Linked DNA regions of Homo sapiens: region 1 is linked to region 2. Evidence: chromatin loops called from intact Hi-C (ENCODE). Cell type or tissue: heart right ventricle. All regions are shown on one strand. Links, peaks and the distances in the headings refer to the core of each region. The heading gives the core; the rest is flanking DNA.

Evidence for each region. Peaks named below come from ENCODE experiments on the same cell type or tissue, not always from the same donor. Only the 100,000 strongest peaks of a DNase experiment are listed, where the experiment ranks them.
Region 1: it touches region 2 in a loop (5-fold over the local background); 70 of 110 quality-filtered maps call a loop at or near these places.

Annotation. Positions count from the first base shown.
Region 1 is chr1:205,253,983-205,259,420 of GRCh38, reverse strand. All of the region lies in intron 2 of TMCC2 (transmembrane and coiled-coil domain family 2), which reads right to left. Among named protein-coding and RNA genes, the nearest start is that of TMCC2-AS1, 19 kb to the right of the region's middle. RefSeq lists an enhancer at 1,579-2,088. In heart right ventricle, for the core only: a CTCF peak has its summit at 3,063 (motif pointing right); a DNase peak (open chromatin) is centred at 3,080; H3K27ac peaks cover 1,277 bases.
Region 2 is chr1:205,138,464-205,143,901 of GRCh38, reverse strand. DSTYK (dual serine/threonine and tyrosine protein kinase) reads left to right here. Exons shown (of 13, transcript NM_015375.3): 13 at 1-1,397. Among named protein-coding and RNA genes, the nearest start is that of RBBP5, 19 kb to the right of the region's middle. RefSeq lists a cis regulatory region at 2,113 and an enhancer at 2,041-2,185. In heart right ventricle, for the core only: CTCF peaks have their summits at 1,859 and 2,065 (motif pointing right); a DNase peak (open chromatin) is centred at 2,071; H3K27ac peaks cover 326 bases.

The DNA of each region.
Region 1 (5,438 bases), core at 82-5,081, 120 kb before region 2:
CCATTTGCAAGGAACATGTGCTCCACACCTGTGCTCCCAGCTGCACGAGAAAGCTGTACCTCTGACCCTCCTCCCTCTGAGGCAGGCAGCCCCTTCCCAGACTCGCAAAGAACCCGTTAGGGTCCCCACAGCAGGCTGACAGGGAGAAAGGGGCCTTCTCATGTTAGCCATCTGCTCAGGAGTTGGAAAGACAATATAAGGTCACTCTTAGATGGAAAAAAAAAAAAGACAAAGAAAAAGCTTTGGGGGTTCCTATGCTTCCCTTTAGGAAAGCAGGGCAGCCCAGTCATCCTGACAATGGAGTCAGGTGTCAACCCTGGCTTGTCTATGGGTCTAGACAAGCAGGCCCAGGCCTGTGCAGAACACCGCTCCTGGGAGCAAGGTCTGGGCTCCCAGTGGGTCAGAGCCCAGCAGGCGAGTGCGGCCCCGGGGCTGGCAGGCCTGGGTGACTCAGCAGAGATGCTTCAATCTGCTGACTGCTGCCCCGTGACTCTGATTTCAGTGGCCCTCTCGGGATAAAGAACGCTCAGATTCCCTTTTTCTACCCATTCTCAGATGGAAGGGGAGGTCAACCAGACTAGGATGGAGAGGAAAGCCTACAGCCAGCTAAAATCCTTCAACCCAAAGAGGTCATGTGACCTTACGGTAAAGTTGGGAGAGAAGGAACTTGAAATTTCTTGTACCAACCCAACATTCCAGCAAGAGCAGGGTGGAAAAATTATTCCAACCCTTGGTCCTGAAGTCAGAGGCTTTCCCCATTCCATTTTTTCAACTCAGCAGGAATAGCCCGGTGGGGCTGGTGGCTCTCTGCCTTCCTGGTGAGGATATGTGGGTAACAGGAAGCTGCTCACTCCAGCTCTGGATGTGTCATCACAGCTGACCCGGGTGCTCCCAGGTGGGCAAAGGGGTGGGGGTGGAGAAAGAGCCTACCTATCGGTTTAATTGGTGCCTGGGAGCCTAAGCGGCTTTTCTCAAGAGGGCAGGCACCACGTGCTCAGACACTGAATGGGACACATGTGGGGCAGTATGGACCTGAGTCAGTTCACCATGGGCACAAGGGGGTGACAAAACCCCTGTAGCAAGGCCCCAGCTGCCACATGGGGGATTCGAAGGGCAGAGCATGCCCTCAGTAGCTTTAAAAGGCATCTCGCTCTACTACAAGGGGATTTCAGGTGCAAACTACCGAGAGACAAGGAAAGTCACTCACTCATCCTTTCAAGCAGCAACTACTCATCTCCAGGCAGTGCAGAGCCAGCTGCCTATTATCAGCTGACACCAGGTAGAGGCTTCCACCTGCCACCTCCTGTGGCCAGCAAGTTCTTCCTCCTGCCCTGACCCTAAGGGCTACTCTCTTGTCCTGGTGGAGACATCCCTCTCATCTAACCCTTGGCTTCTAGCCCCTTCCATTAGGGCCACCCCTCAGTTCTGATGAAAACTACATCCTCCCCTCAGTGTCTGCCCTGTGGAGAACAAAGCCCTTTTGTCCAGTAAATGTCCTGCACCCTCCTCGTCTCCTCACACCCACAGATCCCAGTTGGGGCCCCGAGCTCCCCTCTCATATTCAGGTCTTCTCCATTGTCCATCCTCTGAATTCCCTAAAAACTCTCAGTACCCAAACATTTTACTCCTTATGGCCTCTCCCACTGTCTCCCTGGGGTCAGCACTCACTGGACCTTCACAGTCCCCATTCCTGTCACTGTTTCTTCACAGACACAAGCGACCACAACCAGGAACACCCCTCCACTTAATAAGGTGCCTGGGCCCCAGCTGAAGTGCCACATAGCCACAGCTTCTGGAGGCATCTCTGCCAGGGTTCACCTGCCTTCCTGCACAGGGCGCCCACATCCAACCCCAGGGGCTCTCCCAGCATTTGGCAGCCTAAGGCTCCTCCCTTCTCCCACCCACAAACAGTTCTCTATACCTGGAGGAGAGCTCCCTGAGAGACTGGAGTGTAAGCACAGCCCACCTGACTAACTGCAGAACAGGCCTTTTCCCATCCCCCAACTCCACCCCGCCCGGTGAAATTCTCTCCTTCCACCCACCAGACGCCTCACCTGTGTGGGCACTGTTTCCCGAAGCCGTGCCGGCGATGAGGTACCCGGGGCTCTGAGGCCCCAGCTGTCTGCGGACTGTGTCAGGCCCCCGGGGTCACAGACCCTGGGCAGCACTGGGCTGCGAGCAGGTGTGCCTGAGTTCCCAGACTCTGCAGCCGCCATCTCCAGACTGAGGCACAGCCTGGGGATTAGGGGCGGATTGCTCTAGGAGATTTCCCCCTCCCCTGGGGCTCACGGGCTGCTCCTTCCCATCTGGCAGGAGACAGGGAGGATCACCGAGCGCGGGAGGACCGAGCTCTGATGAGATGCCCCTCCACAAGTCCAGCTGTTCCACTGTGAGTTGTGTGCATAAGGACACCCAGGTGTGACAGGCATCAATGAGGAGGGGTGGGGGTGGGGGGCAAAGGGGGTTGAAAGGGATGTGCACGAGGACACATGACATGTGCACCTGCATCCTTCAACCACCCAGAAGACAGGCACTCCACCTCACCCCTCCCATCTCACAGAAATGCCTCCCATGATCAGAAGCTCCTCTCACAAACAGAGCAGTCTCATGGATTCGGAATGGAAGTGAGCCTCCCAGCCAGCCTTCCAGGATAGCGAAGAGCTCTCCAAAGCCAAAAAAGACTAGAGCCTGGAGGGGGGCTCCCTGGCAGATCCTAACACAGCCAGCTCCAGCCAGAGTCCTCTCCTCCTCTCCCTGCTGCCCTGCCCGTTGGCTTAAGGCACCATCACTTCCAAGGCAGTTTCTCTACTCCAATAACCACCTGGAGGAAGCTGACAGCAGCCAGCCTCACCAGGGGAATTCTTCTGCCCTGAGATCCTGTCCCAGAAATCCAGTCTCTGCCCTGGACACCAATGGCCACTTCTGCACTAGCTTCTGCTTCCCAGTCTCTGCCAGCATTGCCCTGGCAAAAACACCCAAGATAAAGCACAGATGGGAAACTCACAGCAGTCTCTTCCTCCTTGGACTTCATCTTGACAGTGCCAGCAGGAAATTCTGTGAGTGGCCAGCAGAGGGGGACAGAGGTCCACAGCTGAGGACAATGAGCAGTGAGCAGTGTCACCGGCTGGCCAGCTGAGTCCTGGGGCCTGCTGGATCTCTCTAATGGCAGCTTCTCACAGCAGAACTGTCGTTCAGAAAGACATGGATTCTGCACCCACTTGAGTCTGGTGAGGAACTCCAGGCTTAAATACTGATGGCCGACACGCGTCACGTTGATTGGGTAGTCCCAAATTCAAGAAGGTGTGAAGAGATAAGGGCCCAGTGCTATCTCTGGGAGCCAGTGCCAGGGCTTGCAGGCCAAAATCACTGAGATCAGGAGTCCTCATACCCTGGGCTCATGGAAACTATACAAACATTTGTGGTTGGCTGATGACTTGGGGTTTGTGAAGAAGCCTGGCAAAGCATATTACATAGGTCCCAATTTCTGGGGCCAGCTCTGACCTGTAGGGCCAGGGAACACTTCTGGCAGCTCCCCTACTTCTGCAAATGATCCCCCTCCTATGGTACTGGATCTTGACTTTATATTTTCGCACCAAGCACTGTTCTTGCATAAGGGTTATTTGTAAATAGGTCTTATGCCCCTATTAAATGATAAGGCAGGGATCAGATCTTATGTTCATCTGGACCATTCACTGTGCCTAGCATAAGACTGATCCTCCCTCAATACTGACATCGTAAAACAATGAAATGATCTACCTCATTTAGCTGCCATGAAAGGCAGTCCAGCCACTGCAGTTCTGTCTCAGGTAGAAACAAAGACAGCTTGGTCTTCTCATACTCAAGATACCCCTTCTTTTTTCACTTTTTGAGATGGAGTTTTGCCCTGTCACCAGGCTGGAATGCATTGACGCGATCTTGGCTCACTGCAACCTCCACCTCCTGGGTTCAACCGATTCTCCTGCTTCAGTCTCCCAAGTAGCTGGGACTACAGGCGTGCACCACCACGCCCAGCTAATTTTTGTATTTTTAGTACAGAGACGAGGTTTCACCACGTTGGCCAGGATGGTCTTGATCTCTTGACCTCGTGATCCACCCGCCTCAGCCTCCCAAAATGCTGGGATTACAGGCATGAGCCACTGCACCCGGCCAAGATACCCCTTCTCTGCCCGCTCCAGGCTAGGCCCCACCAAGCTAGGATTTTTTTTTTTTTTTTTTTTTGAGACAGGATCTTGCTCTGTCACCCAGACTGGAGTGCAGTGGCACGATCACACCTCACTACAGCCTTGACCTCCCAGGCTCAAGCAATCCTCCCACCTCAACCACCTAAGTAGCTAGGACTACTGGTGTGCACCACCATGTCTAGCTAGTTTTTGCAGAGATGGGGTTTCACCATGTTGCTCAGGCTGACCTTGAACTCCTGGGCACAAACGATCCACCTGCCTTGGCCTCCCAAAGTGCTGGGATTACAGGTGTGAGCCACCATGCCCAGCCCAAGCTAACATTTTAAACTTTTTCTTATTAAGCAGAGGAAAAGGAAGAGAAGGCAGTGGCAGCAGGAGACAGGTGGGGAGGGGCCGAGTGAGCTGAGAGCCCTGGGGTTCACTCTGCATGGTAGGTCTCTCTGTGCTTCCCGGGATCAGGAGGGCTCAGAAGCAACAGAAAGAGTTTCCTGCAAGGCCATGCTGCACCACCAGAATGAACTGGGGAGAGCTGCCCCCAACACAGGCACCTGGCAGCTCCCTAATGGAAGGTTATAGCTCCACTCCAAGAGCAGCTTACCCATCAGCACAATAACTGAACAGCAGGAAAACAGGGGTTCAGGAGGGAACCAATAGTTCACTAGGAGAAAAGTAGCAAACAAGAACCAGGGAGATGTCTGCCAGGCAAGCTAGCAGCAGAGCAATGCTTTTCTAAGCCTGCTCGTCTTTATACATGAGACGTGTTCCCAAATCTGCCAAGGATGCAGAGCTTCCTGTGGTGGGGGTGGGGAACAGATAGCCCAAAGCATGGTGGCATGGTGGGAAAGGCCCTGTAGAGCCCTGGGCGTGAGACTCACTTCCATGCTTTCTAAGTGACCTTGGTCAAGTCACTGTAGGCGCTGAGACTGTTTCCACAAATGTGATGGGAGGACGGCGTAAAGACAGGGGGTTAAGGTGAATGTGTCTGGCAGGAAGATGTGCCAGAGCTGGGCTCGCTGGGCACTGGATGAGCCTTTCAGTGGCCCACAGAGTGCTTGGGAGTCAGAAGACCTGGTCTAAAATCCACACCCTGCCACTTGCTAGCTGTGCGGCTTCCATGTTCTGTCCGTGCCGCTTCACAACTGTGAGGAGGCAGGAGCAACTACAAAGCAGCAGCTTGGACGAGGCGGCCTTGGAGAGTGAGACCAGTGGCATCAGGAGATGGAGGAGAGGGTGAATGAGCCAAGCCTTGGAGACTCT
Region 2 (5,438 bases), core at 162-5,161:
AGATTCTCCTAATTTTTAACACTAAAATTCAAGGAAGCAGTGGAGGAAAGAATGCATTACTACCACAGATAGAAATAGGGGACTCATAGAACTCTCGACTAGTACCTGTCAGCTCTCAAATGCATTCTTGTGTCTTTGCTTGAGCTGCCAAAGAAGGGTCACAAAGTGTTCTTCCTCATGGAAGAAGTGCCTCGGGGTTGCAGGGCTGCAAAGTGACAACTGCACTGAATGACACTTTATTTTTTGGCTTTGGCTTATTATTTAGCACTGGGAGGCCCAGGGGAATTGGTGATTACAGTAGCACTTTGGGAAGTTAAAGCCCCCTTTGGGCTTGCTTTGGAGAGATGATGGCATGCTTGGTATTCCATTTGGATAATCAGGAAGCCTCCCTAGTCCATCCATATTGTGTCAGAGTGGGATTAACAACCCTGGAAGAGTCCACTGCCAAAAGAGTAGTTGCTTTCCTGGAATTTCCAAAGCTTTTGGATTTTCTGGATCAAGTAACCCACTTTTTAAAACCTGAGGTCAGGAGTTCGAGACCAGCCTGGTAACATGGTGAAACCCCGTCTCTATTAAAAATAGAAAAAATTAGCCAGGCATGGTGGCGGGCACCTATAGTCCCAGCTACTCAGGAGGCTGAGGTAGGAGAATTGCTTGAACCCAGGAGACAGAGGCTGCATTGAGCCAAGATCACACCACTGCACTCCAGCCTGGGCAGCAGAGCAAGACTCCATCTCAAAAAAAAAAAAAAGAAAAAGAAAAAGAAGGTTAATCCTTCAGTTATGGAGGTGGGATGAATAGAGCTTGTTTGATGTTAAAGTGGGTAAGGAGGGAGTGGCCTTGAGACACTTGTATTCCAAACTCTCCTGGAGGTTTCCAGTAGCACTACTGTTCCTAAAAGGGTTTCATTTTTAACTTCATCTGTTTTGTTAACATCCAGTCCAATTGAGGTGATCTCAGAGGTGCATCAGGACATCTAGCACTGGGGAGGCCACCTTGCCCAGATAGTTGAAAAGAAAATTGGTCTGGGCAGCCTGTTGTCTTTTGTCTTCATGTAATGTTTTTTCTTTGTTTTAAAGGACTAATGTTTATTACAGTGTTAAATAAAAGTGTAAGATACTAAGTGTGTAGAATAAAAGTGCAATAACAAAAGACAATGACTTTGGCACACACTTCAGTCTTTATCCTCTCTCCTTTCTTGTGCTACCTGGCTCTTTCCATAATATTGTTACAGCAGGACCGTCTTAATTGTGTGCATTTTGAAGAGATGCGACTCTGGGTTAATCTTCATTAGTGTAATATTGAAGGGTTGGGTTTGGTTTTATAGAGTATTCTGTATACTTGTTGGGATACACAAATACCAGATGTGCTGTATAATAAAGATCACATTAACGTTTTAGGTTTCTATCTGTTTGGTTTTGGTTTTCCCTTACCTCACTACCCATAGTAACAGGACGTTCCCTAATCCATTCCATTTCCACTGGTGACCTTCAGTCAGATGTCTTTCAGTTTGCCTTAGGAGAGATGGATGGAACATGTTCCTCTCCCATCAGGGGCCCTCCCCAGCCACCATGGCTCTTGGCCTCTGGGTACTTTACATCATCACTACTGAAGGGTGGGGCAAGGGAATGGGAGATAGGATAGTGGAGAAAAGGGGTGAGATGATAGTCATGTATCTTCCAGAGCCTATCCTGGGTGACATGCTTTTTTCCAGCTTCTTTTAAGCACGAACCTGCAGCATTGTGAGTTCATATATGAGCCTAGCTACTCTATTATAATACATGGTGAGGGAACTGGGCACATAATCTTACGCTGGCCTATCTGCATGTAGTGTATTTTGCATTTTCTATTTAGGCTCACCCCAGTGCTGAGATTTGCTTGCTCAGCAGTGCCTGACAGGCACCACCATGGGCCACCGCCAAGAGACAGGCACCACTTCTAGTCACCAGGGAAGGTCAGCGTGCAGCACGAGGTGCGTTTGCTTTGGTTTGTTTTTTGTTATCATACCATGTCCGGCTTGTGTGGCTGTCATTTTTTGCTGTAAGTACTTTTGGTTTGACTGCAACACAAGGTTAGCCAGCAGATGGCAGCACATCTTAAATAGCTGGTGTAGTCCTGCTCCTTGAGGTTGATCTCGCTGGTTCTCAGCCTATACCGACACAGTATTCATTTAATGCAACTGAAGCCGGTTAGCTCAGTTAGTTAATGCTAATAATGCAGATAAGCCTTATTTTATTTTATTTTTTATTTTGGAGACAGTGTCTTGCTCTTGCTGTTGCCCCAGCTGGAGTGCAGTGGCACAAACATAGCTCACGGTAGCCTTGACCTCCTGGGCTCAAGCAATCTTCCTGCTTCAACCTCCTGAGTATCTGGACCACAGATGCATGCCATCGTGCCTGGCTGTTTTTGTTTGTTTAAGGACAGGGTCTGGCTATGTTGCCCAGGCTGGTCTCAAACTCCTGGGCTCAAGCAATACTGCCTCAGCCTCCCAAAGTGCTGGGATTATAAGTGTGAGCCATGCACCCAGCCCAGATAAGCCTCTTAACACTTGTGAAACTCTCTAGTAACTCCAGCCACACTTCATAGTTAAATATATCCCATCTTATATGCATATGCCCTGTATTTTCCTAGGAAGTTCAGTGTGACGGAGTTCTCTTAACCTCTTCCTTTGCCCTTATTACTTTGGAAAAAAATAGCTTGTGGTATACACATTTTCAGATTGGGTATGCTTTTTCAAGAACACATCCCTCAGTAGGTATGTGCCCTGAGTAGGGCAACTTGAGTGGCCTTCCTGATCCTTTATTTCGGTGGAGTTCAGGCTTCTGAACATTATTAAATTCAACCTCAAAATTTCTGTCTTTAGCAGAATCCCAAGGAGTCCATGAAGTGCTAACTGAATAACCTCCTTTGGAGTGCAGTTACTACGGGGAGACACACACTGATTGAGGCCTCTTGTGGCCCTTCTAGGGAGAGTCTATTCCTTGGTATATTTTATTTTCATTTTTATTTTTTTGAGATAGAGTCTCACTCTCCCAGGCTGTAGTGCAATGGTGTGATCTCAGCTCACTGCAACCTCCGCCTCCCAGGTTCAAGCTGTTCTCCTGCCTCAGCCTCCTGAGTAGCTGGGATTACAGGCACGCACCACCATGCCCAGCTAATTTTTGTATTTTTAGTAGAGACAGGGTTTCGCCACGTTGGCCAGGCTGGTCTCGAACTCCTGACCTCAGGTGATCTGGCCTCCCAAAGCGTTGGGATTACATGCATGAACCAGCACTCCTGGCCCCCTTGGTATATTTTGAAGTTAGCATTTCAAATCCATGAAAAAAATAGATTAGTCAGTAAAGTTGGCTATCCCCTTGTTTTAGTCTTTTCCTGCTACTATAACAAAATACCACAGACCAGGTAATTTATAAATAACAAATTTATTCCTCATAGTTTTGGGAGCTGGGAAGTTCATGATTGAGGTGCCAGCAGGGTCACTATCTGGTAAGAACTGCTCTGTGCTTCCAAGATGGCACCTTGTTGCTGCGTCCCTCAGGAGACTAACGCTGTCCTCACATGGCAGAAGAGATGGAAGAACTAGGCAGCCCTCTGAGCCTCTTTATAGTGCCATTAATCCTATCCGTGAGGGCTAAGCCCGCATGGCCTAATCACCTCCCAAAGGCCCCACCTCTTAATAGCTTGGGGTTTGAGTTCCAACATAGGAATTCTGGAGGGACACATGCATTCAAATCATATCACCACCTGAGGAAAAAAATACTTAAATCATCATGTGAAAAAAAAGTCCAGGTCTGGGAGAGATGTAAATGTAAAAACACAAAACAAAAAAACAAAACTGTAGGCTGGGCACAGTGGCTTGTCCGGGCACGGTGGCTCATGCCTGTAATCCTAGTACTTTCAGAGGCTGAGGTGGGCAGATCACCTGAGATCAGGAGTTTGAGACTAGCCTGGCCAATATGGTGTCTACTAAAAATACAAACATTAGCCAGGTGTGGTGGTGCATGCCTGTGACCCCAGCTACTGGGGAGGCTAAGGCAGGAGGAGAATCACTTGAACCTGGGAGGCAGAGGCTGCAGTGAGCTGATCATGCCACTGCACTCCAGCCTGAGCAACAGAGCAAGACTCCATCTCAAACAACAAAAAAAGAATATATATAACATAACCCATTTTTTGGTAAAAATCCCTTTGTTCCCCATAACCCCAAATTATCTAGAGATTTAGTCCATCTGGCCAGGAGCAGTGGCTCATGCCTGTAATCCCAGCACTTTGGGAGGCTGAGGCGGGTGGATCTCAAGGTCAGGAGATCAAGACCATCCTGGCTAACACAGTGAAACCCTGTCTCTACTAAAAATACAAAAAATTAGCCAGGCGTGGTGGCGGGTGCCTGTAGTCCCAGCTACTTGGGAGGCTGAGGCAGGAGAATGGTGTGAACCTGGGAGGCGGAGCTTGCAGTGAGCTGAGACTGCGCCACTGCACTCTAGCCTGGGTGACAGAGCAAGACTCCGTCTCAAAAAAAAGAGAGAGATTTAGCCCATCTGCATGTATAGTGCACAGAAAAAAAAATTTGTAAATGTATAAATCAAACTGATAATAGTGATTTTCCTAAAGAGGCAACTTCCAACTTTTAGAGTATGGAATTTCTGTTACTGTATTGTTTATCTGCTATGAACATCTAGAAAATGAATCCTGGCTAATTTAGGAGGAAGGAAATATGTATTGGAAAAATACTAGTGCCTCAAAAAATCAACAACTAGAACTGGAAGATCAGACTCACAGAATCAGTAGGCAGGACCGGTAGCAGGAACAGCCACAGACAAACCCCTCAGACACCGAGTTAAAGAAGGAAGGGGTTTATTCGGCCGGGAGCATCGGCAAGACTCCTGTCTCAAGAGCCGAGCTCCCCGAGTGAGCAATTCCTGTCCCTTTTAAGGGCTCACAACTCTAAGGGGGTCCACGTGAGAGGGTCGTGATCGATTGAGCAAGCAGGGGGTACGTGACTGGGGGCTGCATACACCGGTAATTAGAAAGGAACTGAACAGGACAGGATCTTCACAGTGCCTTTTTTATGCAAATAACCAATTAGGTCAGGGGTCGATCTTTAACTGCCAGGCCCAGGGTGTGGCGCCAGGCTGTCTGCTTGTGGATTTCATTTCTGCCTTTTAGTTTTTACTTCTTCTTTCTTTGGAGGCAGAAATTGGGCACAAGACAATATGAGGGGTGGTCTCCTCCCTTAGAACCAGAGCAGCTTTGCAAGCTTTTGCAAAGGCCTGTCTAAGGCTATGATGAACCATCTTTACTCCCTCATGAGTTAGCAGCCAGGGCGCGTTTTCTCGACTGGCCCAGCATAGGTCCCAGGCCCATCTTCTAGCTTTACTGGTTCAGAACTGGAAGGATCTGTCCCCTTCAGATTCCATGATGGGAGGCAGGCACCTAAATTT